2 separate regions of the Mus musculus genome follow, and region 2 is linked to region 1. Evidence: chromatin loops called from intact Hi-C (ENCODE). Cell type or tissue: left cerebral cortex. All regions are shown on one strand. Each heading gives the region's core, and the rest is flanking DNA. Links, peaks and the distances in the headings are about the cores only. Region 1 overlaps Vmn2r9 (vomeronasal 2, receptor 9). Region 2 has its middle 26 kb from the start of Vmn2r11.

Region 1 (15,366 bases), core at 2,881-10,880:
TTTGTTCCATCACAAAGCATAGGTGAATAGAGAGAAATCTTAAGTTAGTTGTCCCTACAGCAAAAAGGTATGGAATAGATGTCCAACGCCAAAATATTTGTGGATATAACCACTGAATAACACAAATACACAATTATTAACTACATAATTAGGATATCTTATAAGGATTTGTTGTTCTTTGCCAGCAGATATGGAACAGTGTGTGAGTTGTACAGGTGATAAATATGCCAACTTAGAGAAAACCCACTGCCTCCAAAGAGCTGTGTCATTCCTGGCTTATGAAGATCCATTGGGGATGTCTCTAGGATGCATAGCCCTGTTCCTCTCTGCCCTCACAAGTCTAGTACTAGTCACTTTTGTGAAGTACAAGGATACTCCCATTGTGAAGGCCAATAACCGCATTCTCAGCTACATCCTGCTCATCTCTCTAGTCTTCTGTTTTCTCTGCTCATTGCTCTTCATTGGACATCCCAACCAGGCCACCTGTATCCTGCAGCAGACCACATTTGGAGTATTTTTCACAGTGGCTATTTCTACAGTGTTGGCTAAAACAATAACTGTGCTCATGGCTTTCAAGCTCACTACTCCAGGGAGAAGGATGAGAGGGATGCTGGCATCAGGGGCACCTAACTTGGTCATTCCCATTTGTACCTTAATCCAACTTGTTTTCTGTGGAATCTGGTTGGTAACATCTCCTCCCTTTATTGACAGAGATACACAATCTGAATATGGAAAGACCATCATTATTTGCAACAAAGGCTCAGTCATTGCCTTCCACTTTGTTCTGGGATACTTGGGTTCCTTGGCTCTGGGGAGCTTCACAGTGGCTTTCTTAGCTAGGAACCTTCCTGACAGATTCAATGAAGCCAAATTCCTAACCTTCAGCATGCTGGTGTTCTGCAGTGTCTGGATCACCTTCCTCCCTGTCTACCACAGCACCAGGGGAACAGTCATGGTGGTTGTGGAGGTTTTCTCTATCTTGGCTTCTAGTGCAGGCTTGCTAGGGTGCATCTTTCTTCCAAAATGTTGTGCTATCTTAGTTAGACTAGATTCAAATTTTCTGCAGAAGTACAAAGATAAATTGCCTTCTTGAATCTTCAGTAATTTTAAAGTGTTAGATGATACTTTTGCTTTGTCTTAACAAAAGTACTACTAAACCATACAAAAATTTTAAGTAAAATACCATGTTAGTACTTATAATGTAGGGCAGCACAGCACTGCCTAATATAATGCCAATTATAGAGGCAAATTGTTATGGGAGTTATAAGAAAGAAGACTATAAAGAGCACAGACTAGAATGAAGCCAGTAATCAGCATTATTCCATGTGCTCTCATTGACTGTCTGCATCCAAGTTCTTGTCTTGACTTCATTCAGTTAACTGTGAATATGGTACATAGGGGAATAAGGCTCTTCTCACATGGGTCTTTTCACCATTGTGTTTTGATACAGCAACAGAATCTAAGACATCAGCAAACTATTAAACAGCTTTGGTTGGGATTTGGAATATCACAGATTACTGTTGCAATAGAAGGCACGGTTTTGAAAATAGAAAGAAGATTGAATGTTAGTAGAGTGTGGAGCGTAGTTACAGTGTTGCATGTTGTTGATGGCCATCACAGAAGCCCTAGATTTCATAATAGCTTTATAATGTACTGTGAAAATATTCAGAATAGCAGATAACATACTAAGAAAAGTACAGTATATGAAAAAGATTATGGGCTTCAAACTGTGCCTACTGTATAAGGCTCTTGAACTTTATACGAAAACACACCATTTCCTTACAAAATGAATGTGTTTCATTCAGGGATAAAAATCGGTAGTAGAAAAAAGTCACACACGACCTTTATCACAATAAGGTCAGAGTAGTCTGTGAATATATAAATCACTCTAGATGAACGACATCATAAATGTTATGAATATAGTAGTAACTAAGGATTACTTGGTTTAATATTACACACACACAGACACACATACAAACACATACACATTATAATTTCTGAACATCAGTTGTTGAAAGTCAGTGTCATTTTCTCTCAAAGTATTGTTTGTTGCTTTTATTTTTAACTGTTATTTTGTAGTTTATTTTGATGGTGTAATTTAATTGTTTTGTCTTTATATTTCCTATGTCCAGAACACCACTTGTACCCCTCCATACACTCCTAAAATGTGCATGGCATCTTATTTCATTAATGCTTACTGAGCGCATATATATATATATTTGTATATACATATACATTTTAAAATATAAACTGTAGAGACCATGTAAAATTGCATGTATTTATGTTCTGATGGCTCATTATTTGGTACGAACTGGCCAATATTTGTTTCCTTCCCTGGTTATAACTCATCTTCCATTCTTTACAGGAGATTTACAGTCTTCTGTAAACGGTTGTGTAGGGTAGAAGCTTTTCAAGCTTTCTTCCTTCCATGCTGCCATGCACAGTGCAGTAATCCTTCTTCAGATCATATTTTGTGTGTCATATTGGTAAAACGTCATGGTCTACCTATGCTCTTTCTAGAATATTTATATTCACAACCAGTTTCCTCATTCTTTGACTCACAAGATCTTTCCCACCATCTTCTTTACTATTCCCTGAGCCTTGGATGAGGGAATATTTTCTAAGAGAATACATTGAATTGTTTCCTCCACCTGAATGCGCATGCAATAACTATCACTCTATCACAACATCTTTAAAAACAAGATCAAAATGAACTCTTCATTATCACAGGAAATACTCCAAAATCTAAGTGGATTCTTTTTGTTTTGTTTTTTTTTGTTTTGTTTTGTTTTGTTTTAATCTGGTTCATAGGAGTTTGCTGCACTTATCTGACTGGGTGTAGGCATCAAATGTCAATTCTCACAAAAATCAATTTTAGAAAACATCAGGGAAGTGCAAACACCTAGGAAACAGTCACCTTTAACTGCTCCATTTCAAGGAAGAGACCTCGGGGTAGCTAATGATGTGGAGATGCAAATTCAGACAATTCTTTTATGTTTTAGCTTTTAACTTTCAGCTGCTTTTTATTTCCATGCTGGAGAACGAGAGGAGAAATGTATAATTGAAGACATTCCAAGTGACACATTGATAACAGGTGGGTAAGACAGATTTTTCTACTGACATTTTTGAGGAACAATGTCGTTTTATGTTGTAATGCTAATCTCCAGAGGTCTGCATTATTCAGCAGTGATTATAATGCTAAATAACTTTTTCTCTGATATGTTTTATGTTAAGTAAAACTCACATGAAATTTTCCTTGAGGTTGCAATTTATAATTTATAGAACAGGGAGCCTGTTTGACACCTCAGAATATAACCTTGATTTGTTTTAGGGCTGTCATATTTCCTCAAGTAGAAAATCTCTGAGGTCACCTAGCAAATTAACTGTGCAGACCCTGTGTGAAGATTTCTGACAACTCTAATAAATCAGGACACACAGCCTGAGTCTAAATACATCAAATTTCCTAAACTCAATGAATCTGTGGGGAGTGAGGACCATGAGGGTGTCCTACCTACAGAACTTGTCTATGTTCACCACACTGTCACCACATCGATTTCTTTATGCTCCAGGATAGAAACACATTGCTACATAGGTGAGCTTCACCCATCTTCTGAGAAAGATGTAAGCACTCAGTAATTTCACCATCATATTCAAAGTCCTACAATTTTTCTAACATCAGAATCAATATCAAATTTTCTAATTTTAATGCAAAGAAAAATTAGAAGCTAAATGTATCATGATTCATCACTAATACTAATTATGTCTTTCATTGATTAATATCGAATCATTTCTGTTCATTTGACTATTATTCGGTGTTCTAATTTCAAGAATAATAATCTGGTTTGAAAATTTTAAAGAAATTAAACAAGCATGTAAGGAAGAGTTTGCAGTAAGCAAAATGGAAAGTTAAATTATAGAATCTATATGTAGAAGAGTAAGAAACTGAGTAGTACTGCAGCCCTCTGTGCTGTCAGTCACTGAGGGAGGAAGTTGTTTTGGAGTCTGTAGTGTTGAAAAACATCCTGAATTAAGATCTGAGCCCTGATACCTCACACAAGCCTTCTAGCTCTACCTTTGTTGCTCTGCTTCTGAAAACAATGGAGATGATATAACAGAACACACTCCTTTGGATTATGAGGATATGGACCTAGCACACAGGAGACACCAGTGTCTGCTCAGTGTGTCCTCAGTGAGTACCTGGATACCTGGGTAAATCCTAGTACAGATGAGGATTTTCCTGGTTACTCTTGAATTTTCAAACTTACAAGTCAAGGAGCAATAGAAAAATAGGAGAGACATATGATCTGTATATTGGTGGCATGGAGCTGAAAAACCACTGGGACACTAGAGTTGTGAAAGAAGAAAGCTTATTATGACTGCACAGTGCTCTTACAGATGCATGAGTAGAGGTCCCACAGCTCTTCTCAAGCTCTAGCTGAACTCACCTCAATTACCATCAAAACTCTCATTTCCCAAGGATTGTGCCTGCAGGCATCACACTACGAAGCAATGCAGACTAACTTCAGTTTCTATATCTTAATAGTGTTTATTTATTTGATATTTATTTATATTGTATATGTGAGTACACTGTCACTGTTCACACACACCTGAATAGAGCATCAGATCCCATTACAGATGGTTGTTAACCATCGTGTGGTTGCTAGGAACTGAACTCAGGACCTCTGGAAGAGGAGTCAGTACTCTTAACAGCTGAGCCATCTTCACAGGCTCTTAAGTTCAGTTTCTAAAACTCAAATTCAATATAGGAAATTTTTAAATATGTCAGGTGGCATGTTTTGAAAAATATCAAAATACTAAAACCCCAAACAAGAACAGGCAATAGAAAGACATCCGCAAACAATTCAGAAAGGAATATAAATAATTTTAATTTTTGAAAGAAAATAGAGAAACAAATGAAAATAATGGGGATTTTAACTATTGGAATCATTAAAATCACACATACACAAATGTACACATAACAATCAAAAACTAAAAAATATGAAACTAGGAACTCATGGAATGAATTGAACAGAATTGAAAAAGTAAGTGAAGGAAACTGGGTTACCAAAGTAGAGGAGACCTCGACAGAAGAAGTAATGAAAGACTAGAAAAGACTGTGAGAGACATGGAGGGACCAAGCAGGTGAGCATTCCTATACCTGAAGCCCACATGCAAAGACAAAAGTAATAGATGCACTATGAAAAAAGGTGTGGAAACTGATGAAACTGAAAGATCTTCCTGTGTTCAGAGGAGAGTGATGTGGGAAGCCACGCCCAGGGCACCACAATCCCAGTGCTAAAGGACCAACAGCAGAGCCTCCTCTTTAATCACCACTGCATTTCTGGATATTCCAGATAATATACTAATATAATTCTTAACATTTATTCTTTAAAATCCCCTTAATGATAAGATTTTATTGTATGCTAATTTTTCATTATAAAATGCTATGCACTCCTTTAAATTCTGTTCAACACCAAGTCTGACTTTAGTTCTATTTGCTTTAGTTCCTGAGCTTTCCATAGTGTATATATGATCATGAAGGCAGTATTAAACACACCATGGAAAAAAGTGATTATCAAAATATACTCCCATCCTAATGTTGAAGTTAATCCTAAAATGCAAATGGACCTAAAATGACCTGGAATCTGTGAAAACTTGATTATGTCCAAGGTCCCATAGATACAACAAGAGCACATATGAACTGTGTGCTGTGTCTCCTTCCATATCTTATCACTGGTAGACTCATAAAAATGTATCCATTCAGAAAGTTGAGGAGATGACCTCAGAGCCAGGCATCGAAGGATGTTTTTCTCATTAAGGCTAAACACAGACCACAAAGATACTGCAAAATCTACCACTTTACAGACAGAGAAAATACTTTAAAGTCACTTCAACTGTCTAATAGCTGGTGAATCTGAGCCATTTCAGTTATCAGGGGACAAAGTGTCCCTGGACAAAAAAAGCACCTGGTATGTCACTGACTTGCTGCAGGTGTTTTGTCAAGGTTGGTTCCCACTTCCTGACTTTGTCTCTAATGTAACAAACATGGCTCCTGAGTTCCTGCTCTAAGTGTGATGGACAAGGAGGCGTGCCTTCAGCTCTAATCCCTTAAGGAATGGAAAGGTGTTTGAGGAGCACAGGCCTATGCTGGAAGTGGAGAGAGGGACAATACAGGACTTGACAACTAAAGGAACTACAGCAAGCTCAGCATAGGAAAGCCTTGCCTGGAGACTCCTATGATACATTCTGTGTATTCCAAGTTGTTTCCCTTAGTTTTACTTAACAGTGCTCCTTAACAATAAATTAGAGGTAGTTCTGTGTGGGAAGAAACTGAAGACATCTTTAATGGTACATAGGGAGGACAGGGTATTCCTCTGGCCTAGTGAGTTCCTTGGAGATCTTTTCTCATTTCTTTTTCCTCTTTGAAATAAAAAGGGTTGTTTGTTTGTTTGTTTGTTTGTCTGTTTATTCAACTGGTTTGGTTTTGTTTCTCTGTATATATTGGAGGGAGCAGTATACACGCATAGCTGTGGCTCCCTGCTGTGGCCAGAGAAGGTATCAGATCATGAGAAGCAGCAATTACAGGCAGCCGAAAGCCTCTTGATGTAGGTGCTGGGCAGTAATCTCCATTACTCTAAAAAGGCAAGAGCTCATATCCACAGAGACTTCTCTCTTGCCTACTTTGCTTTTCATTCTTCCTTTCATTTTCTAAAAATGAGGCTGGTAGTCCCTTGTAACAAGGAAATTCTGGGAGACAAGAAGACTTGTTGGGAAGACTGGTGATCATTCATAAAAACAGATAACTAAAGAAAAAATACTGCAAGGCATGGAGAACACATGAGTACTGCCTTCCTTTGAAAGGGGTTCTGATAGCATCTGATCTGTCTGCATAAGTACAGCATGGCTTTTAAGTACAAATCTTATTATAGACCATGAAACAAGAGAAAAGTGGCATATTAAATAAATATTGCTAAAACTCCAGTAGGACAGGCCTCATTCCAGACTCTACTGCAGATCTTTCTGCACCCAGCAATGCCCTGGATTTAGAGCTCTCTGGGCCAGAAGCCTGATTCAAGGATTCAAATATCAGTGATTTGCTGAGGACAGGCTCCCAGACAGAAAGGCAGACACTGAGAAGCAAACTCAGATACACTGACACCCATCCTGAAATCTTGGGGGACATAGGAACTTGGGTGAACCAATGACCACTTCTAACTTTATAACCCAGAGAACTGAAAGAGGGCTGTACATAGAACCTTTGATGCCTTTCTTCACAGGAACATTTAATATTCAAAATATAAGATAGGTAAATGCATGGACAAAATTAAAATTTTTGTCTATTGGAATCTTTAAAAAACAAATATGCATACGAAACTGGAAGCACAATATCTGAAACTAGTAACACATGGAATTGATTCCATAGAAAACAACAAGAAGAGATTAGTAAAAGAGACTGTATTACGAAAGTAGAATAGCCCTCACACACAAAAGGAATGTGAGATCAGAAAAAAGGTGTAAGAGCTATGGAAAAGTGTTTCTTTTACTCCATGTGTACGGGAGCTCTTGCCATGCTGAAAGAATTGTGGCAAAGCACCTTGTCCCACAGGTGAAAGTGTGTGGAAACCTCTGTCCCAGGAGTTGTTTGCTCAGTCTAGACTGACCCCTCCCCCAAATTTACTCCTCCCATAACCAATGTTTCCCTTCTGACATCTGCTGGCCAAACAGAGCATGACAGCTCCCTTCTTTTTTCCTGCTTGCCTGAGGCATTGAGTGGAGTGGCATATAGTTAGGGATAAAGGAATCTGAACAAAGGCAAGAAGAAACTGCCCTCCACTTCTGGTAATGCAACATTACTGTAATGCTGGGATTTTAAAATGAGGATCACACTGGCATTTGTCAACTAAAATAGCGAATTTAGCGTGCACTTTAGTTAACCTCAACCATGTAGCTCAGCAGTATTTTAGGCTTATTATATTGGCTCTAGGCAAAAAGAGGAATAAAATGTCTCTTGTTCTATGGCACCTCAAAGGGCGTAGATCAATGCAAATTTTGTTACTAAAATGCATGCACAAAAGCAAACATACTGACAAGAGCAGTTCTATCTGAGCCGTTGTTAAAATGAAAATTTTAAAGATCTACAAAAATAAGTTGTAGCCACTGACAGAGCAGTGGCACTCTAAACATCCCAGCAAGCCTCAAGGGGGCAGGGTTTGGTGGTAGAAAAAAATTTAACCCTTATTCCTTACACAGCAAGGCCCTGGGAGAACCTCAGCATGAAAGATGCAGCAAGAACCAGTTGTTCCTGAGAATGGCAAACACACAACAAATTTCTAGTGGTCATGTATTTGGAAAGTTATTGTCCTCGTTCAATAAATGAGTTTGTTTTGTCCAGGAGCCTTCAAATACCTCAGCAGAAGTGCTTTGTCGCCCTTAGGGAGCTACTACCTAAATTGTCTAATGTTCCAATGTACTTGAAAAATAATGTGTTCTGCTGTTGTATCTCACAGCGGTCCACACATATCAGCAAACGGTTAATGCTGCAGTGTTTCTATATCCTTGTTGATTTTATCCACTTTATCTGAGCTAGTCAAGCCTTTATTAAAACATGCCAGAATGACCTATCTTTTATTTCTTAACTTACCAGGAACATTATGCTCAAGATTATTTTCTCCTTGACTGCATTATAATTGGGTTTTTAAAGTCCATTCCTACAGTCTTTGTCTAATCCTTGTTTAGACTATATTACATACCATATACTTATTAATAGCAAATTTATGCCTGACTCTTCATTAGTTTCCTGTTTTTTTTTTGTTTTTTTGTTTTTTTGTCTTTTAGTTTCCATCTCCTATCTACCTGTGGTTTGTTTGGATGTTTTATATTTTATTCCATTTATCTATAATGGTTTTCATTATAAGTTATAATGAAATAATCCATCAATGATTGTAATGATTATAATGATTATAATCCATCAACATAATCCTTTATATAAACAAACTCAAAGACAAAAACCACATGATCATCTCGTTAGATGCGGAAAAAGCATTTGACAAGATCCAACACCCATTCATGATAAAAGTCTTGGAAAGATCAGAAATTCAAGGCCCATACCTAACCATGATAAAAGCAACCTACAGCAAACCAGTAGCCAACATCAAAGTAAATGGTGAGAATCTTGAAGCAATCTCACTAAAATCAGGGACTAGACAAGGCTGTCCACTCTCTCCCTACCTATTCAACATAGTACTTGAAGTCCTAGCCAGAGCCATTCGAAAACAAAAGGAGATCAAGGGCATACAAATTGGAAAAGAGGAAGTCAAAATATCACTTTTTGCGGATGATATGATAGTATATATAAGTGACCCTAAAAATTCCACCAGAGAACTCCTAAAACTGATAAACAGCTTCGGTGAAGTAGCTGGATATAAAATTAACTCAAAGAATTCAATGGCCTTTCTCTACACAAAGAATAAACAGGCTGAGAAAGAAATTAGGGAAACAACACCCTTCTCAATAGTCTCAAATAATATAAAATATCTTGGCGTGACTCTAACTAAGGAATTGAAAGATCTGTATGATAAGAATTTCAAGTCTCTGAAGAAAGAAATTAAAGAAGATCTCAGAAGATGGAAAGATCTCCCATGCTCATGGATTGGCAGGATCAACATGGTAAAAATGGTTATCTTGCCAAAAGCAATCTACAGATTCAATGCAATCCCCATCAAAATTCCAACTCAATTCTTCAACGAATTAGAAAGAGCAATCTGCAAATTCATCTGGAATAACAAAAAACCTAGGATAGCAAAAACTTTTCTCAAGGATAAAAGAACCTCTGGTGGAATCACCATGCCTGACCTAAAGCTTTACTACAGAGCAATTGTGATCAAAACTGCATGTTACTGGTATAGTGACAGACAAGTAGACCAATGGAATAGAATTGAAGACCCAGAAATGAACCCACACACCTATGGCCACTTGATCTTCGACAAGGGAGCTAAAACCATCCAGTGGAAGAAAGACAGCATTTTCAACAAATGGTGCTGGCACAACTGGTTGTTATCATGTAGAAGAATGAGAATCGATCCATTTCTATCTCCTTGTACTAAGGTCAAATCTAAGTGGATCAAGGATCTTCACATAAAACCAGAGACACTGAAACTTATAGAGGAGAAAGTGGGGAAAAGCCTTAAAGATATGGGCATAGGGGAAAAATTCCTGAATAGAACAGCAATGGCTTGTGCTGTAAGATCGAGGATTGACAAATGGGACCTAATGAAACTGCAAAGCTTCTGCAAGGCAAAAGATACTGTCAATAAGACAAAAAGACCACCAACAGATTGGGAAAGGATCCTTACCTATTCTAAATCAGATAGGGGACTAATATCCATTATATATAAAATACTGAAGAGGGTGGACTCCAGAAAATCAAATAACCCCATTAAAAAATGGGGCTCAGAATTGAACAAAAAATTCTGACCTGAGGAATACCGAATGGCAGAGAAGCACCAGAAAAAATGTTCAACATCCTTAATTATCAGGGAAATGCAAATCAAAACAACCCTGAGATTCCATCTCACACCAGTCAGAATGGCTAAAATCAAAAATCCAGGTTACAGCAGATGCTGGCAAGGATGTGGAGAAAGAGGAACACTCCTCCATTGTTGGTGGGATTGCAAGCTTGTACAACCACTCTGGAAATCAGTCTGGTGGTTCCTTAGAAAATTGGACATAGTACTACCGGAGGATCCAGCAATACCTCTTCTGGGCATATATCCAGATGTCCCAACCGGTATGAAGGACACATGCCCCACTATGTTCATAGCAGCTTTATTTATAATAGCCAGAAGCTGGAAAGAACCCAGATGCCCCTCAACAGAGGAATGGATCCAGAAAATGTGGTACATTTACACAATGGAGTACTACTCAGCTATTAAAAAGAATGAATTTATGAAATTCCTAGCCAAATGGATGGACCTGGAGGGCATCATCCTGAGCGAGGTAACCCAATCACAAAGGAACTCACACAATATGTACTCATTGATAAGTGGATATTAGCCCAAAACTTAGGATACCCAAGATATAAGATACAATTTGCCAAATGCATGAAACTCTAAAAAAATGAAGACCAAAGTGTGGACACTGTGCCCCTTCTTAGAATTGGGAACAAAACACCCATGGAAGGAGTTACAGAGACAAAGTTTGGAGCTGCGACAAAAGGATAGACCATCTAGAGACTGCCTTATCTAGGGATCCACCCCATAATCAGCTTCAAACGCTGACACCATTGCATACACTAGCTAGATTTTGCTGAAAGGACCCAGAGATAACTGTCTCTTGTAAGACTAGGCCGGGGCCTAGCAAACACATAAGTGGATGCTCACAGTCAGCTATTCGATGGATAACAGGGCCCCCAATGGAGGAGCTAGAGAAAGTATCCAAGGAGCTAAAGAGATCTGCAACCCTGTAGGTGCAACAACATTATGAATTAACCAGTACCCCGGAGCTCTTGACTCTAGCTACATATGTATCAAAAGATGGCCTAGTCGGCCATCACTGGAAAGAGAGGCCCATTGGACTTGCAAACTTTATATGCCCCAGTACCGGGGAACATCAGGGCCAAAAAGTGAGAGTGGGTGGGTAGGAGAGTGGGGGGGGGGGTATGGGGGGACTTTTGGGACAGCATTTGGAAATGTAAATGAGGAAAATACGTAATAAAAAAAATATTATATAAAAAAAAGAAAAAAAACTAGAAAGAAAGAAAGAAAGAAAGAAAGAAAGAAAGAAAGAAAGAAAGAAAGAGAGAGAGAAAGAAAGTGAGAAAAAGAGAGAGAGAAACACACGCCTCACCCCATCTTCTGCACAATCTCAGTGGAGGGCCCCAAGGTCCCCAGAGGCTCTCCAAGCTGCAGTCACTCTAGGACACCCGGGATCTTGAGATCACTTGTGAGTGGAACACAACAGCGGTTCAAAAAAGCCCAGAGGGTCTTGTGCTAGCAGCAACAGGGTCACAGGACAAAGCCAGGACCTAGCACCCCCAGAATATTGGGATCACTGAGACCAGTCTACACAGGAGAGCATATGGGCAGCAGAAGCAACAGAGCTTATTGGACAAGGTCCCTTCAGGCCTTCATCCTCAGCCAGTAGACAGAGCTGAGACCCAGACCCCTGGACACCTTCCCTGCCAGAGGAGAGTCAGCCTCCAGGGAGGGCTCAGACCCCAGGAATCAGGATGTGGATCTGAGCTCCTGACTTCTGTGCACCTTCCCTGAAAGAGGAGAGCTTCCCTGCAGAGAGTGTTCTGACCACTGGGACACAAGAGAGAGTTGGTCTCCCAGGAATGCTGAGAGGCTGAAGAATCACAGGAGGAACAAACTCCAGCCAGACACAGTTAGAACATATCACACCAGACATTACCAGATGGTAAAAGGCAAATGAAAGAATCTTACTAACAGAAACCAAGATAGCTCACCATCATCATAACCCAGCACTCCCACCTCAGCCAGTCCTGGATACCCCAACACACCTGAAAAACAAGATTCGGATTTAAATCATATCTCAGGATACTGGTAGAGGAATTTAATAAGGGCAGTAATAACTCACTTAAAGAAATACAGGAGAACACTGCTAAACAGGTAGAAGCTCTTAAAGAGGAAGCACAAAAATCCCTCAAGGAATTACAGGAAAACACTGCTAAAGAGGTAGAAGAACTTAAAGAGGAAACACAAAAATACCTTAAACAATTACAGGAAAACACAATGAAACAGGTGATGGAATTGAACAAAACTTTCCAAGAGCTAAAAATGGAAGTAGGAACAATGGTGAAAACCCAAAGGGAGACAACTCTGGAGATAGAAACACTAGGAAAGAAACCAGGGACCTTAGATGCAAGCATCAGCAACAGAATACAAGAGATGGAAGAGAGACTCTCAGGTGCAGAAGATTCCATAGAGAACATGGACATAACAATCAAAGAAAACGGAAAATGCAACAAGATCCTAAACCAAAACATCCAGGAAGTCCAGGACACAATGAGAAGACCAAACCTACAGATAATAGATATAGATGAGAATGAAGATTTTTAACCTAAAGGGCCAGTAAATATCTTCAACAAAATTAAAGAAGAAAACTTCCATAAAATAAAGAAAGAGATGACCATGAACATACAAGAAGCATACAGAACTCCAAATAGACTGGAACAGAAAAGAAATTCCTCCTGACACATAATAATCAGAACAACAAATGCACTAAATAAAGATAGAATATTAAAAGCAGTAAGGGGAAAATATCAAGTAACATATAAAGGCAGACATATTAGAATGACTCCAGACTTCTCACCAGAGACTATGAAAGCCAGACGATCCTGGACAGATGTTATACAGACACTAAGAGAACACAAATGCCAGCCTAAACTACTATACCCAGTAAAACTCTCAATTACCATAGATGGAGAAACCAAAGTATTCCATGACAAAACAAAATTCACACAGTATCTTTCCATTGTTCAGAAGATAATAATGGGAAAATACCAACAACAGGACAGAACCTATGCCCTAGAAAAAGCAAAAAAGTAATCCTTCAGCAAACCTAAATGAAGACAGCCTCAAGAACAGAATCCCAACTTTAACAACAAAAATAACAGAAAGCAACAATTACTTTCCCTTAATATCTCTTAATATCAATGAACTCAATTACCCAATAAAGAGACATAGAATAACAGACTGGCTACACAAATAGGACCCAACATTTTGTTGCTTACAGGAAACCCACCTAAGGGAAAAAGACAGACACTACCTCAGGGTAAAAGGCTGAAAAACAATTTTCCAAGCAAATTGTCCAAAGAAAAAAGCTGGAGTAGCCATTCTAATAGCGAATAAAATCAACTTCCGAATGGCTGAGAAGCACCTGAAAAAATGTTCAACATCCTTAATCATCAGAGAAATGCAAATCAAAACAACCCTGAGATTCCATCTCACACCAGTCAGAATGGCTAAGATCAAAAATTAAGGTGGTAGCAGATGCTGGCAAGGATGTGGAGAAAGAGGAACACTCCTCCATTGTTGGTGGGATTGCAAGCTTGTACAACCACTCTGGAAATCAGTCTGTCGATTCCTTAGAAAATTGGACATAGTACTACTGGAGGATCCAGCAATACCTCTCCTGGACATATATCCAGAAGATGTCCCAACAGGTAAGAAGAACACATTCTCCACTATGTTCATAGCAGCCTTATTTATAATAGCCAGAAGCTAGAAAGAACCCAGATACCCCTCAACAGAGGAATGGATACAAAAATGTGGTACATTTACACAATGGAGTACTACTCAGCTATTAAAAAGAATGAATTTATGAAATTCCTAGGCAAATGGTTTGATCTGGAGGGCATCATCCTGAGTGAGGTAAACAATCACAAAAGAACTCAAATGATATGTACTCACTGATAAGTGGATATTAGCCCAAAAACTTAGTATAGCGAGATATAAAGTACAATTTGCAAAACACATGAAACTGAAGAAGAATGAAGACCAAAGTGTGGACACTTTGCCCCTTCTTAGAATTGGAAACAATCACCCATGGAAGGAGTTACAGAGACAAAGTTTGGAGCTGAGACATAAGGGTGGACCATCTAGAGACTGCCATATCTGAGGATCCATCCCATAATTAGCCTCCAAACGATGACACCATTGCATACACTAGCAAGCGTTTGTTGCAAGGACCGTGATATAGCTGTCTCTTGTGAGACTAGGCCGGGGCCTAGCAAACACATAAGTGGATGCTCACAGTCAGCTATTCGATGGATAACAGGGCCCCCAATGGAGGAGCTAGAGAAAGTATCCAAGGAGCTAAAGAGATCTGCAACCCTGTAGGTGCAACATTATGAACTAACCAGTACCCCGGAGCTCTTGACTCTAGCTGCATATGTATCAAAAGATGGCCTAGTCGACCATCACTGGAAAGAGAGGCCCATTGGACACACAAACTTTATATGCCCCAGTACAGGGGATTGCCAGGGCCAAAAAAATGGGAATGGGTGGGTAGGGGAGTGGGGGGGGGTAGGGTGTGGGGGACTTTTGGGATAGCATTGGAAATGTAATTGAGGAAAATACGTAATAAAAAATAAAAATAAATTTTAAAAAATCAACTTCCAACCCAAAGTTATCAAAAAAGACGAGGTAAGGCACTTCATATTCATCAAAGGTAAAACCTTCCAAGAAGAACTATCAATTCTGAATATCTATGCTCCAAATGCAAGGGCAGCCACATTCATTAAAGAAACTATACTAAAACTCAAAGCACACATTGCACCTCACACAATAATAGTGGGAGACTTTAACACCCCACTCTGATGACAGATGGACAGATCCTGGAAAC
Region 2 (15,366 bases), core at 3,864-11,863, 200 kb before region 1:
TGAAAGGCTGGAAAACAATTTTCCAAGCAAAAGGTATGAAGAAACAAGCTGGAGTAGCCATTCTAATATCGAATAAAATCGACTTCCAACCCAAGGTTATCAAAAAAGAGTGACACTTCATACTCATCAAAGGTAACCTCCTCCAAGAGGAACTCTCAATCCTGATTATCTATGCTCCAAATGCAAGGGCAGCCATATTCATTAAAGACACATTAGTAAAGCTCAAAGCACACATTGCACCTCACACAATAATAGTGGGAGACTTCAACACACCACCTTCATAAATGGACAGATCATGGAAACAGAAACTAAACAGGGACACAGTGAAACTAAGAGAAGTTATGAAACAAATGGACCTGACAGATATCTACAGAACATTTTATCCTAAAACAAAAGGATATACCTTCTTCTCAGCACCTCATGGTACTTTCTCCAAAATTGACCATATAATTGGTCACAAAACAGGCCTCAACAGATACAAAAATATTGAAATGGTCCCATGCATCCTATGAGACCACCATGGACTAAGGCTGATCTTCAATAACAACATAAATAATGGAAAGCCAACATTCACGTGGAAAATGAACAACACTCTTCTCAATGATACCTTGCTTAAGGAAGGAATAAAGAAAGAAATTAAAGACTTTTTAGTTTAATGAAAATGAAGCCACAACATACCCAAACTTATGGGACACTATGAAAGCATTTCTAAGAGGAAAACACATAGCTCTGAGTGCCTCCAAAAAGAAACTAGAGAGAACACACACTAACAGATTGACAACACACCTAAAAGCTCTAGAACAAAAGGAAACAAATTCACCCAAAAGGAGTAGATGGTAGGAAATAATCAAACTCAGGGGCGAAATCAACCAAGTGGAAACAAGAACTATGCAAAGAATCAACCAAATGAGGAACCAGTTCTTTGAGAAAATGAACAAGATAGATAAACCCTACCCAGAGTCACGAGAGGGCACAGGGATAGCATCCTAATTAACAAAATTAGAAATGAAAAGGGAGACATAACAACAGATCCCGAAGAAAGCCCAGCAGTAGTGGTGCATGCCTTTAGTCCCAGTAGTTGGGAGGCAGAAGCAGGCAGATTTCTGAGTTCGAAGCCAGCCTGGTCTACAAAGTGAGTTCCAGGATGCCAGGGCTATACAGAGAAACCCTGTCTCGAAAAACCAAAAAAAAAAAAAAAGAAGAAATCCAAACACCATTAGATCCTGCTACAAAAGGCTATACTCAACAAAACTGGAAAACCTGGACGAAATGGACAAATTTCTTGACAGATACCAGGTACCAAATTTAAATCAGGATCAAGTTAACGATCTAAAAAGTCCCATATCCCCTAAAGAAATAGAGGCAACCTTTAACAGTCTCCCCACCAAAAAAAGCCCAGGACCAGATGGGTTAGTGTAGAGTTCTATCACACCTTCAAAGAAGATCTAATCCCAGTTCTTCACAAACTATTCAACAAAATAGAAACAGAAGGTACTCTACCCAACTTATTCTATGAAGCCACAATTACTCTGATACCTAAACCACCGAAAGATCCAACAAAGATAGAGTTCTTCAGACCAATTTCCCTTATGAATATCGATGCAAAAATAGTAAAATTCTCGCTAACCGAACCCAAGAACACATTAAAAAAATCATCCATCCTGACCAAGTAGGTTTTATTCCAGGGATACAGGGAAGGTTTAATATACAGAAATCCATCAATGTAATCCATTATATAAACAAACTCAAATACAAAAAACACATGATCATCTCCTTAGACGGGGAGAAAGCATTTGACAAAATCCAACACCCATTCATGGTAAAAGTCTTAGAAACATCAGGAATTCAAGGCCCATACCTAACCAAGATAAAAGCAATCTACAGCAAACCAGTAGCCAACACCAAAGTAAATGGTGAGAAGCTGGAAGCAAAACCACTAAAATCAGGGTCTAGACAAGTCTGCCAATTTCTCCCTACCTATTCAACATTGTACTTGAAGTCCTAGCCAGAGCAATTCGACAACAAAAGGAGACCAAGGGAATACAAATTGGAAAAGAAGAAGTCAAAATAACACTTTTTGCAGATGATAGGATAGTATATATAAGTGATCCTAAAAATTCCACCATAAAACACCTAAACCTGATAAACAGCTTTAGTGAAGTAGCTGGATATAAAATTGACTCAAACAAGTCAATGGCCTTTCTCTACACAAAGAATAAACAGGCTGAAAAAGAAATTAGGGAAACAACACACTTCTCAATAGTCACAAATAATATAAAATACCTTGGCGTGACTCTAACTAAGGAAGTGAAAGATCTGTATGGTAAGAACTTCAAGTCTCTGAAGAAAGAAATTAAAGAAGATCTCAGAAGATGGAAAGATCTCCCATGCTCCTGGATTGGCAGGATCAACATTGTAAAGATGGCTATCTTGACAAAAGCAATCTACAGATTTAATGCAATCCCCATCAAAATTCCAACTCAATTCTTCAACGAATTAGAAAGAGCAATCTGCAAATTCATCTGGAAGAACAAAAAACCTAGGATAGCAAAAACTCTTCTCAAGGATAAAAGAACCTCTGGTGGAATCACCATGCCTGACCTAAAGCTTTACTACAGAGCAATTGTGATAAAAACAAAAAACAAAAACTGCATGGTACTGGTATAGCTACAGACAAGTAGACCAATGAAGTAGAATTGAAGACCCAGAAATGAGCCCACACACCTATGGTAACTTGATCTTCAACAAGGGAGCTAAAAACCATCCAGTGGAGAAAAGACAGCATTTTCTGAAAATGGTGCTGGCACAACTGGTGGTTATCATGTAGAAGAATGCAATTTGATCCATTCCTATCTCCTTGTACTAAGGTCAAATCTAAGTAGATCAAGGTGCTCCACATAAAACCAGAGACAATGAAACTTATAGAGGAGAAAGTGGGGAAAATCCTCGAAGATATGGGCACAGGGGAAAAATCTCTGAATATAACAGCAATGGCTTGTGCTGTAATATCGAGAATTGACAAATGGGACCTGTTGAAACTGCAAAGCTTCTGTAAGGCAAAAGACACCTTCAATAAGACAAAAATGCCACCAACAGATTGGGAAAGGATCTTTACCTATCCTAAATCAGATAGGGGAATAATATCCATTATATATAAAGAACTCAAGACTCCAGAAAAACAAATAACCCCATCAAAAAATGGGGCTCAGAGCTAAACAAAGAATTCTCACCTGAGGAATACCGAATGGCTGAGAAACACCTGAAAAAATGTTCAGCATCCTTAATCATCAGGGAAATCCAAATCAAAACAACCCTGAAATTCCCTTTCACACCAGTCAGAATAGCTAAGATCAAAAATTCAGGTGACAGCAGATGTTGGTGAGTATGTGGAGAAAGAGGAACACTCCTCCATTGTTGGTGAGATTGCAAGCTTTTACAATAACTTTGGAAATCAGTCTGGTTGTTCCTCAGAAAATTGGACATAGTACTACTGGAGGATCCTGCAATACCTCTCCTGGTCATATATCCAGAAGATGTTCCAACTAGTAAGAGAGACCCATGTTCCACTATGTTCATAGCAGCCTTATTTATATTAGCCAGAAGCTGGAAAGAACCCAGATGCCCCTCAACAGAGAAATGGATACAAAAATGTGATACATTTACACAATGGAGTACTACTCAGCTATTAAAAAGAATGAATTTATGAAATTTGTAGGCAAATGGTTGGACCTAGAGGGCATTATCCTGAGTAAGGTAACCCAATCACAAAAGAACTCAAATGATATGTACTCACTGATAAGTGGATATTAGCCCAGAAACTTAGAATACCCAAGATATAAGTTTCAATTTGCAAAACATGAAACTCAAGGACGAAGACCAAAGTGTGGACACTTTGCCCCTTCTTAGAATTGGGAACAAAACACCCATGGCAGGAGTTACAGAGACAAAGTTTTGAGCTGAGACAAAAGGATGGACCATCTAGTGATTGCCACATCCAGGGATCCACCCCATAATCAGCTTCCAAACGCTGACACCATTGCATACACTAGCAAGATTTTATTGAAAGGACCCTAATATAGCTGTCTCTTGTGAGACTATGCCGGGGCCTAGCAAACACAGAAGTGGATGCTCACAGTCAGCTATTGGATGGATCACCGGGCCCCCAATGGAGGAGCAAGAGAAAGTACCCAAGGAGCTAAAGGGATCTGCAACTCTATAGGTAGAACAACATTATGAACTAACCAGTACCCCGGAGCTCTTGACTCGAGCTGCATATGTATCAAAAGATAGCCTAGTAGGTCATCACTGGAAAGAGAGGCACATTGTACATGCAAACTTTATATGCCCAGTACAGGGGAATGCCAGGTCCAAAAAGTGGGAGTGGGTGGGTAAGGGAGTTGCGGGGAGGGTATGTGGGACTTTTGGGATAGCATTGGAAATGTAAATGAGAAAATATCTAATAAAAAATATTTTTTAAAAAATTAAAATCATAAAAAAAATGGAGATGATAAAACTGAACATACTCCTTTGGATTATGAGGATATGGGCCTAGCGCACAGGAGACACCAGTGTCTGCTCAGTGTGTCCTCAGTGAGTACCTGGATATCTGGGTAAATCCTAGTACAGATGAGGATTTTCCTGGTAACTCTTGAATTTTCAAACTTACAAGTCAAGGAGCAATAGAGAAATAGGAGAAACATATGACCTGTATATTGGTGGCATGGAACTGAAAAACCACTGGGACACTAGAGTTGTGAAAGAAGAAAGCTTATTATGACTGCACAGTGCTCTTACAGATGTATGAGTAGAGGTCCCACAGCTCTTCTCAAGCTCTAGCTGAACTCACCTCCATTACCTTCAAACCTCTCATTTCCCAATGATGGTGCCTGCAAGTGTCATACCACAAAGCTATGCACACTGACTTCCTTTTCTATATCTTAATAGTGTTTTATTTATTTAATGTTTATTTATTTTATATGTGTGAGTATACTGTCCCTGTCTTCAGACACAACTCAATACCGCATCAGATCCCATTACAGATGGTTCTGAACCATCGTGTGGTTGCTGGAAACTGAACTCAGGACCTCTGTAAGAGGAGTCATTACTCTTAACCACTGAGCCATCTTCACAGGCTCTTAAGTTCAGTTTCTAAAACTCAACTTCAATATAGGAAATTTTTAAATATATCAGGTGGCATGTTTTGGAAAATATCAAATTACTAAAACCCAAAAAAACAGGCAATAGAAAGACATCCACAAACAGTTCAGAAAGGCACTTAAATAATTTTAATTTTTGAAAGAAAATAGAGAAACAAATGAAAATAATGGGGATTTTAACTATTGGAATCTTTAAAAAGCACACATATATAAATGTACACATAAAAATCAGAAAATAAATATCTAAAACTAGGAACTCATGGAATGAATTGAACAGAATTGAAGAAGTAAGTGAAGCAAACTGGGTTACCAAAGTAGAGGAGACCTCGACAGAAGAAGTAATGAAAGACCAGAAAAGACTGTGAGAGACATGGAGGGACCAAGCAGGTGAGCATTCCTATACCTGAAGCCCACATGCAAAGACAAAAGTAATAGATGCACTATGAAAAAAGGTGTGGGAACTGATGAAACTGAAAGATCTTCCTGTGTTCAGAGGAGAGTGATGTGGGAAGCCACACCCAGGGCACCACAATCCCAGTGCTAAAGGACCAACACCAGAGCCTCCTCTTTAATCACCACTGCATTTATGGATATTCCAGATAATGTACTAATATAATTCTTAACATTTATTCTTTAAAATCCCCTTAATGATAAGATTTTATTGTATGCTAATTTTTCATTATAAAATACTATGAGCTCCTTTAAATTCTGTTCAAAACCAAGTCTGGCTTTAGTTCTATTTGCTTTAGCTCCTGAGCTTTCCATATTGTATAAATGATCATGAAGGCAGTATTAAATACACCATGGAAAGAAGTGATTATCAAAATATACTCCCATCCTAATGTTGAAGTTAATCCTAAAACGCAAATGGGCATCTAAAATGACCTGGAATCTGTGAAAACTTGAACAAGGTCCCATAGATACAGCAAGAGCATATAGGAGCTGTGTGCTGTGCCTCCTTCCATATCTTCACACTTGTAGTCTCATGGAAATGCACCCATTCAGAAAGTTTAGGAGATGACCTCAGAGCCAGGCATCAAAAGATGTTTTTCTCATTAAGGCTAAACACAGACCAGAAAGATACTGCAAAATCTATGACTTTACAGACAGAGAAAATACTTTAAGTCACTTTGACTGTCTAATAGCTGGTGACTCTGAGCCATTTCAGTTATCAGGGGACAAAGTGTCCCTGGACAGAAAAGTACCTGGTGTGTCCCTGACTTGCTGCAGGTGTTTTGTCAAGTTTGGCTCCCACCTTGTGAACTTTGTCTCTAATGCTACAAACATGGCTTCTGAGTTTCTGCTCTAAGTGTGATGGACAAGGAGGCATGCCTTCAGTTCTAATCCCTTAAGGAATGGAAAGATGTTTGAGGAGCACAGGCCTACGCTGGAAGTGGAGAGAGGGACAATACAGGACTTGACAACTAAAGGAACTACAGCAAGCTCAGCATAGGAAAGCCTTGCCTGGAAACCCTTATGATACATTCTGTGTATTCCAAGTTGTTTCCCTTAGTTTTACTTAACAGTGCTCCTTAACAATAAACTAAAGATAGTTCTATGAAGAAAGAAACTGAAGACATCTTTAATGGTAGATAGGGAGGACAGGGTATTCCTCTGGCCTAGTGAGTTTCTTGGAGGTCTTTTCTCATTTCTTTTCCTCTTTAAAATAAAAAGGCGGGTTTGTTTGTTTGTTTGTTTGTTTGTTTGTTTGTCTGTTTATTCAACTGGTTTGGGTTTGTTTCTCTGTATATATTGGAGGGAGCAGTATGCACGGATAGCTGTGGCTCCTTGCTGTGGCCAGAAGAAGGTATCAGATCATGAGAAGCAGCAATTACAGGCAGCTGAAAGCCTCTTGATGTAGGTGCTGGGCAGTAATCTCCATTACTCTAAAAAGGCAAGAGCTCGTATCCACAGAGACTTCTCTCTCGCCTACTTTGCTTTTTATCCTTCCTTTCATTTTCTAAAAATGAGGCAGGTAGTCCCTTGTAACAAGGAAACCCTGGGAGACAAGAAGACGTGTTGGGAAGACTGGTGATCATTCATAAAAACAGATAACTAAAGAAAAAATACTGCAGGGCATGGAGAACACATGAGTATTGCCTTCCTTTGAAAGGGGTTCTGATAGTATCTGATCTGTCTGCATAAGTACAGTATGGCTTTTAAGTACAAATCTTATTACAGACCATGAAACAAGAGTAAAGTGGCATATTAAATAAATATTGCTAAAACTCCAGTAGGACAGACCTCATTCCAGACTCTACTGAAGATGTCTTTGCACCCAGCAGTGCCCTGTATTTGGAGCTCTCTGGAGCAAAGCCTGATTCAAGGATTCAAATATCAGTGATTTGCTGAGGAAAGGCTCCCAGACAGAAGGGCAGACACTGAGAAGCAAACTCAGATACACTGACACCCATCCTGAAATCTTGGGGGACTTAGGAACTTGGGTTAACCACTGACCAGAAATTCCACTTCTAACTTTATAACCCAGAGAACTGAAAGAGGGCCCTACATAGAACCTTTGATGCCTTTCTTCACAGGAACATTTAATATTCAAAATATAAGATAGGTAAATGCATGGATAAAATTAAATTTTTTGACTATTGGAATCTTTATAAAACAAATATGCATACAAAACTGGAAGCACAATATCTGAAACTAGTAACACATGGAGTGGATTCCATAGAAAACAGCAAGAAGAGATGAGTAAAGAGGCTGTATTACAAAAGTAGAATAGCCTTCAAACACAAAAGGAAAGACCAGAAAAAAAGTGTAAGAGCTATGGAAAAGTGTTTCTTTTACTCCATGTGTACAGAAGCTCTTGCCATGCTGTGAGAATAGTGGCAAAGCACCTTGTCTCACAGGTGAAAGTGTGTGGAAACCTCTGTCCCAGGAGTTGTTTGCTCAGTCTGGATTGATCCCTCTCCCAAGTTTACTCCTCCCATAACCAATGCTTCCCTTCTGACATCTGCTGGCCAAACATAGCATGACACCTCTCATCTTTTTTCCTGCTTGCCTGAGGTATGGAGTGGAGTGGCATATAGTTAGGGATAGAGGAATCTGAACAAAGGCAAAAAGAAACTGCCCTCCACTTCTGGTAATGCAACATTACTGTAATGCTGGAATTTTAAAATGAGGATCACACTGCCATTTGTCAACTCAAGATCCCAAATTTAGCGTACACTTTAGTGAACCTCAACCATGTAGCTCAGCAGTATTTTAGGCTTATTATACTGTATCTAGGCAAAAAGAGGAATAAAATTTCTCTTGCTTTATGGCGCCTCAAAGATATAGATCAATGCAAATTTTGTCACCAAAAGGCAAGCACAAAAGCAAACATACTGACAAGAGCAGTTCTATGAGAGCTGTTGTTAAAATGAAAATTTTAAAGTTCTACAAAAATAAGTTGTGGCCACTGACAGAGCGGTGGCACACTAACCACCCCAGAAATCTTCAAGGGGGCAGGATTTGGTTGTAGAAAAAAAAAAGTTAACCCTTAGTCCTTACACATCATGGCACTGGGAAAACCTCAGCATGAAAGATGTATCAAGAACCAGTTGTTTCTTAGATTGCAAAACACAACAAATTTCTAGTGGTCATGCATTTGGAAAGTTATTGTCCTTATTCAATAAATGAGTTTGTTTTTTTCCAGGAGCCTTCAACTACCTCAGCAGAAGTACTTTGTCACCCTTTGGGACCTACTACCTAAATTACCCAATGTTCCAATGTACTTGAAAAATAATGTGTTCTGCTGTTGTATCACACAGTGGTTCACACATGTCAGGAAACTGTTGGTACTGCAGTCCTTCTATGCCTCAGACCCTCTTTAGTCCCTGTCTGCGTGGAACAGATCTCTGGTTGCAGGTGGAAAAGGAGTTGGCGGGAATTGTCGGACAGACTCTACATGAGGTAGTATGGATCGAGCATCAAACTTGTTTTTTTTTTTTAATTTTTTTAATTAGGTATTTAGTTCATTTACATTTCCAATGCTATACCAAAAGTCCCCCATACCAACTCACCCCCACTCCCCTACCCGCACACTCCCCCTTTTTGGCCCTGGCGTTCCCCTGTTCTGGGGCATATAAAGTTTGCGTGTCCAATGGGCCTCTCTTTCCAGTGATGGCCGACTACGCCATCTTTTGATACATATGCAGCTAGAGTCAAGAGCTCAGGGGTACTGGTTAGTTCATAATGTTGATCCACCTATAGGATTGCAGATCCCTTTAGCTCCTTGGGTACTTTCTCTAGCTCCTCCATTGGGAGCCCTGTGATCCATCCAATAGCTGACTGTGAGCATCCACTTCTGTGTTTGCTAGGCCCCGGCATAGTCTCACAAGAGACAGCTACATCTGGGTCCTTTCGATAAAATCTTGCTAGTGTATGCAATGGTGTCAGCGTTTGGATGCTGATTATGGGGTGGATCCCTGGATATGGCAGTCTCTACATGGTCCATCCTTTCACCTCAGCTCCAAACTTTGTCTCTGTAACTCCTTCCAAGGGTGTTTTGTTCCCACTTCTAAGGAGGGGCATAGTGTCCACACTTCAGTCTTAATTTTTCTTGAGTTTCATGTGTTTAGGAAATTGTATCTTATATCTTGGGTATCCTAGGTTTTGGGCTAATATCCACTTATCAGTGAGTAAATATTGTGTGAGTTCCTTTGTGAATGTGTAACCTCACTCAAGATGATGCCCTCCAGGTCCATCCATTTGGCTAGGAATTTCATAAATTCATTCTTTTTAATAGCTGAGTAGTATTCCATTGTGTAGATGTATCATATTTTCTGTATCCATTCCTCTGTTGAGGGGCATCTGGGTTCTTTCCAGCTTCTGGCTATTATAAATAAGGCTGCTATGAACATAGTGGAGCATGTGTCTTTCATACCAGTTGAGGCATCTTCTGGATATATGCCCAGAAGAGGTATTGCTGGATCCTCCGGTAGTACTATGTCCAATTTTCTGAGGAACCGCCAGACGGATTTCCAGAGTGGTTGTACAAGCCTGCAATCCCACCAACAATGGAGGAGTGTTCCTCTTTCTCCACATCCACCCCAGCATCTGCTGTCACCTGAATTTTTTATCTTAGCCGTTCTGACTGGTGTGAGGTGGAATCTCAGGGTTGTTTTGATTTGCATTTCCCTGATGATTAAGGATGTTGAACATTTTTCCAGGTGCTTCTCTGCCATTCGGTATTCCTCAGATGAGAAATCTTTGTTCAGTTCTGAGCCCCATTTTTTAATGGGGTTATTTGCTTTTCTGAAGTCCACCTTCTTGAGTTCTTTATATATGTTGGATATTAGTCCCCTATCTGATTTAGGATAGGTAAAGATCCTTTCCCAATCTGTTGGTGGTCTTTTTGTCTTATTGACGGTGTCTTTTGCCTTGCAGAAACTTTGGAGTTTCATTAGGTCCCATTTGTCAATTCTCGATCTTACAGCACAAGCCATTGCTGTTCTGTTCAGGAATTTTTCTCCTGTGCCCATATCTTCAAGGCTTTTCCCCACTTTCTCCTCTATAAGTTTGAGTGTCTCTGGTTTTATGTGAAGTTCTTTGATCCATTTAGATTTGACCTTAGTACAAGGAGATAAGTATGGATCGATTCCCATTCTTCTACATGATAACAACCAGTTGTGCCAGCACCAATTGTTGAAAATGCTGTCTTTCTTCCACTGGATGGTTTTAGCTCCCTTGTCGAAGATCAAGTGACCATAGGTGTGTGGGTTCATTTCTGGGTCTTCAATTCTATTCCATTGGTCTACTTGTCTGTCTCTATACCAGTACCATGCAGTTTTTTACCAAAATTGCTCTGTAGTAAAGCTTTAGGTCAGGCATGGTGATTCCACCAGAGGTTCTTTTATCCTTGAGAAGAGTTTTTGCTATCCTAGGTTTTTTGTTATTCCAGATGAATTTGCAAATTGCTCCTTCTAATTCGTTGAAGAGTTGATTTGGAATTTTGATGGGGATTGCATTGAATCTGTAGATTGCTTTTGGCAAGATAGCCATTTTTACAATGTTGATCCTGCCAATCCATGAGCTTGGGAGATCTTTCCATCTTCTGAGATCTTCTTTAATTTCTTTCTTCAGAGACTTGAAGTTTTTATCATACAGATCTTTCACTTCCTTAGTTAGAGTCACGCCGAGATATTTTATATTATTTGTGACTATTGAGAAGGGTGTTGTTTCCCTAATTTCTTTCTCAGCCTGTTTATTCTTTGTGTAGAGAAAGGCCATTGACTTGTTTGAGTTAATTTTATATCCAGCTACTTCACCGAAGCTGTTTATCAGGTTTAGGAGTTCTCTGATGGAATTTTTGGGTCACTTATATATACTATCATATCATCTGCAAAAAGTGATATTTTGACTTCCTCCTTTCCAATTTGTATCCCCTTGATCTCCTTTTGTTGTCGAATTGCTCTGGCTAATACTTCAAGTACTATGTTGAAGAGGTAGGGAGAAAGTGGGCAGCCTTGTCTAGTCCCTGATTTTAGTGGGATTGCTTCCAGCTTCTCTCCATTTACTTTGATGTTGGCTATTGGTTTGCTGTAGATTGCTTTTATCATGTTTAGGTATGGGCCTTGAATTCCTGATCTTTCCAGAACTTTTATCATGAATGGGTGTTGGATCTTGTCAAATGCTTTTTCTGCATCTAAGGAGATGATCATGTGGTTTTTGTCTTTGAGTTTGTTTATATAATGGATTACATTGATGGATTTTCGTATATTAAACCATCCCTGCATCCCTGGAATAAAACCTACTTGGTCAGGATGGATGATTGCTTTAATGCGTTCTTGGATTCGGTTAGCGAGAATATTATTGAGGATTTTTGCATCAATATTCATAAGAGAAATTGGTCTGAAGTTCTCTATCTTTGTTGGATCTTTCTGTGGTTTAGGTATCAGAGTAATAGTGGCTTCATAAAATGAGTTGGGTAGAGTACCTTCTACTTCTATCTTGTGAAAAATTTTGTGTAGAACTGGAATTGGATCTTCTTTGAAGGTCTGATAGAACTCTGCACTAAACCTGTCTGGTCCTGGGCTTTTTTTGGCTGGGAGACTATTTATAACTGCTTCTATTTCTTTAGGGGATATGGGACTGTTTAGAAGGTCAACTTGATCCTGATTCAACTTTGGTACCTGGTATCTGTCCAGAAATTTGTCCATTTCGTCCAGGTTTTCCAGTTTTGTTGAGTATAGCCTTTTGTAGAAGGATCTGATGGTGTTTTGGATTTCTTCAGGATCTGTTGTTATGTCTCCCTTTTCAGTTCTGATTTTGTTAATTAGGATTTTGTCCCTGTGCCCTTTAGTGAGTCTAGCTAAGGGTTTATCTATCTTGTTGATTTTCTCAAAGAACCAACTCCTCGTTTGGTTAATTCTTTGAATAGTTCTTCTTGTTTCCACTTGGTTGATTTCACCCCTGAGTTTGATTATTTCCTGCCGTCTACTCCTTTTGGGTGAATTTTCTTCCTTTTCTTCTAGAGCTTTTAGATGTGTTGTCAAGCTGCTAGTATGTGCTCTCTCCCGTTTCTTCTTGGAGGCACTCAGAGCTATGAGTTTCCCTCTTAGAAATGCTTTCATTGTGTCCCAAAGGTTTGGGTACGTTGTGGCTTCATTTTCATTAAACTCTAAAAAGTCTTTAATTTCTTTCTTTATTCCTTCCTTGACCAAGGTATCATTGAGAAGAGTGTTGTTCAGTTTCCACGTGAGTGTTGGCTTTCTGTTTTTTTTTTTTTGTTGTTATTGAAGATCAGCCTTAGTGCATGGTGATCTGATAGGATACATGGGACAATTTCAATATTTTTGAATCTGTTGAGGCCTGTTTTGTGACCTATTATGTGGTCAATTTTGGAGAAGGTACCATGAGGTGCTGAGAAGAAGGTATATCCTTTTGTTTTAGGATAAAATGTTCTGTAGATATCTGTCAGATCCATTTGTTTCATCACTTCTGTTAGTTTCAGTGTGTCCCTGTTTAGTTTCTGTTTCCTTGATCTGTCCATTGGTGAAAGTGGTGTGTTGAAGTCTCCCACTATTATTGTGTGAGGTGCAATGTGTGCTTTGAGCTTTACTAAAGTTTCTTTAATGAATGTGGCTGCCCTTGTATTTGGAGCATAGATATTCAGAATTGAGAGTTCCTCTTGGAGGATTTTACCTGTGATGAGAACGAAGTGCCCCTCCTTGTGTTTTTTGATGACTTTGGGTTGGAAGTCAATCTTATCAGATATTAGGATGGCTACTCCAGCTTGTTTCTTCATACCATTTGCTTGGAAAATTGTTTTCCAGCCTTTCATTCTGAGGTAGTGTCTATCTTTTTCTCTGAGATGTGTCTCCTGTAAACAGCAAAATGTGGGGTCTTGTTTGTGTAGCCAGTTTGTTAGTCTATGTCTTTTTATTGGGGAGTTGAGACCATTGATGTTAAGAGATATTAAGGAAAAGTAATTGTTGCTTCCTGTTATTTTTGTTGTTAAAGTTGGCATTCTGTTCTTGTGGCTGTCTTCTTTTAGGTTTGTTGAGGGATTACCTTCTTGTTTTTTCTAGGGCGTTGTTCCCATTCTTGTATTGGTTTTTTTCTGTTATTAACCTTTGAAGGGCTGGATTCGTGGAGAGATAATGTGTGAATTTGGTTTTGTCGTGGAATACTTTGGTTTCTCCATCTATGGTAATTGAGAGTTTTGCTGGGTATAGTAGCCTGGGCTGGAATTTGTGTTCTCTTAGTGTCTGTATAACATCTGTCCAGGCTCTTCTGGCTTTCATAGTCTCTGGTGAAAAATCTGGTGTAATTCTGATAGGCTTGCCTTTGTATGTTACTTGACCTTTTTCCCTTACTGCTTTTAGTATTCTATCTTTATTTAGTGCATTTGTTGTTCTGATTATTATGTGTCGGGAGGAATTTCTTTTCTGGTCCAGTCTATTTGGAGTTCTGTAGGCTTCTTGTATGTTCATAGGTATCTCTTTCTTTATATTTGGGAAGTTTTCTTCAATAATTTTGTTGAAGATGTTTGCTGGTCCTTTGAGTTGAAAATCTTCATTCTCATCCACTCCTATTATCCCTAGGTTTGGTCTTCTCATTGTGTCCTGGATTTCCTGGATATTTTGAGTTAGGATCTTTTTGCATTTTCCATTTTCTTTGATTGTTGTGCCGATGTTCTCTATGGAATCTTCTGCACCTGAGATTCTCTCTTCCATCTCTTGTATTCTGTTGCTGATGCTCAAATCTATGCTTCCAGATTTCTTTCCTAGGGTTTCTATCTCCAGTGTTGCCTCACTTTGAGTTTTCCTTATTGTGTCTACTTCCCTTTTTAGGTCTAGTATGGTTTTGTTCATTTCCATCACCTGTTTGTATGTTTTTTCCTCTTTTTCTGTAAGGACTTCTACCTGTTTGGTTGTGTTTTCCTGTTTTTCTTTAAGGACTTGTAACTCTTTAGCAGTGTTCTCCTGTATTTCTTTAAGTGATTTATTAAAGTCCTTCTTGATGTCCTCTACCATCATCATGAGATATGCTTTTAAATCTAGGTCTAGGTTTTCGGGTGTGTTGGGGTGCCCTGGACTGGGCGAAGTGGGAGTGCTGGGTTCTGATGATGGTGAGTGGTCTTGGTTCCTGTTAGTAGGATTCCTATGTTTACCTTTCGCCATCTGGTAATCTCTGGAGTTAGTAGTTATAGTTGACTCTGTTTAGAGATTGTTCTTCTGGTGATTCTGTTACCGTCTCTCAGCAGACCTGGGAGACAGATTCTCTCCTCTGAGTTTCAGTGCTCAGAGCACTCTCTGCTGGCAAGCTCTCTTACAGGGAAGGTGCGCAGATATCTTGTTTTTGGACCTCCTCCTGGTCAAAGAAGAAGGCCCAAGACAGGGCCTTTCTCAGAAGCTGTGTTGCTTTGGCAGTTCCCAGAAGCTGTCAGCTTCTGTGTTGCAGACTCTCAGCTGTGCAGACTAAATTCCTAAGCTCCAGGGCGTCCTGGAACCAAGATGGCGACCGCTGCTGCTGAGGCTGAGGCCGCCTCCCAAGCCAGGCGGACACCTGTCCTCTGGTCCGGACGGTGGCCGGTTGTCTGCGGCTCGCCAAGGGTGCTGCCTCAGCGGCTCTGTGCTTCCGCCTGTCCCAGAAGCTGTCTGGTTCTCTGGCGCACCCTCTAACCTGTTCAGACTAATTTCCTAAGTTCTGCTGAGTCCCTCCTAAGTTCTGCTGAGTCCCCTCCTAAGTTCTGCTGAGTCCCCCAAACTTG

Evidence for each region. Hi-C counts contacts between places; a loop is a spot of excess contacts. Peaks named below come from ENCODE experiments on the same cell type or tissue, not always from the same donor. Only the 100,000 strongest peaks of a DNase experiment are listed, where the experiment ranks them.
Region 2: a loop joins it to region 1, with 11 times the contacts of the local background. A loop is called at or near these places in 5 of 42 quality-filtered maps.

What each region holds. Positions count from the first base shown.
Region 1 is chr5:108,828,674-108,844,039 of GRCm38, reverse strand. Vmn2r9 (vomeronasal 2, receptor 9) reads left to right here. Exons shown (of 6, transcript NM_001104621.1): 6 at 186-1,093. The coding sequence ends at 1,093. Among named protein-coding and RNA genes, the nearest start is that of Vmn2r9, 16 kb to the left of the region's middle. In left cerebral cortex, for the core only: a CTCF peak has its summit at 7,701 (motif pointing left); no DNase peak of the experiment used is centred there.
Region 2 is chr5:109,025,529-109,040,894 of GRCm38, reverse strand. No RefSeq gene overlaps it. Among named protein-coding and RNA genes, the nearest start is that of Vmn2r11, 26 kb to the left of the region's middle. In left cerebral cortex, for the core only: no CTCF peak of the experiment used is centred there; a DNase peak (open chromatin) is centred at 7,109.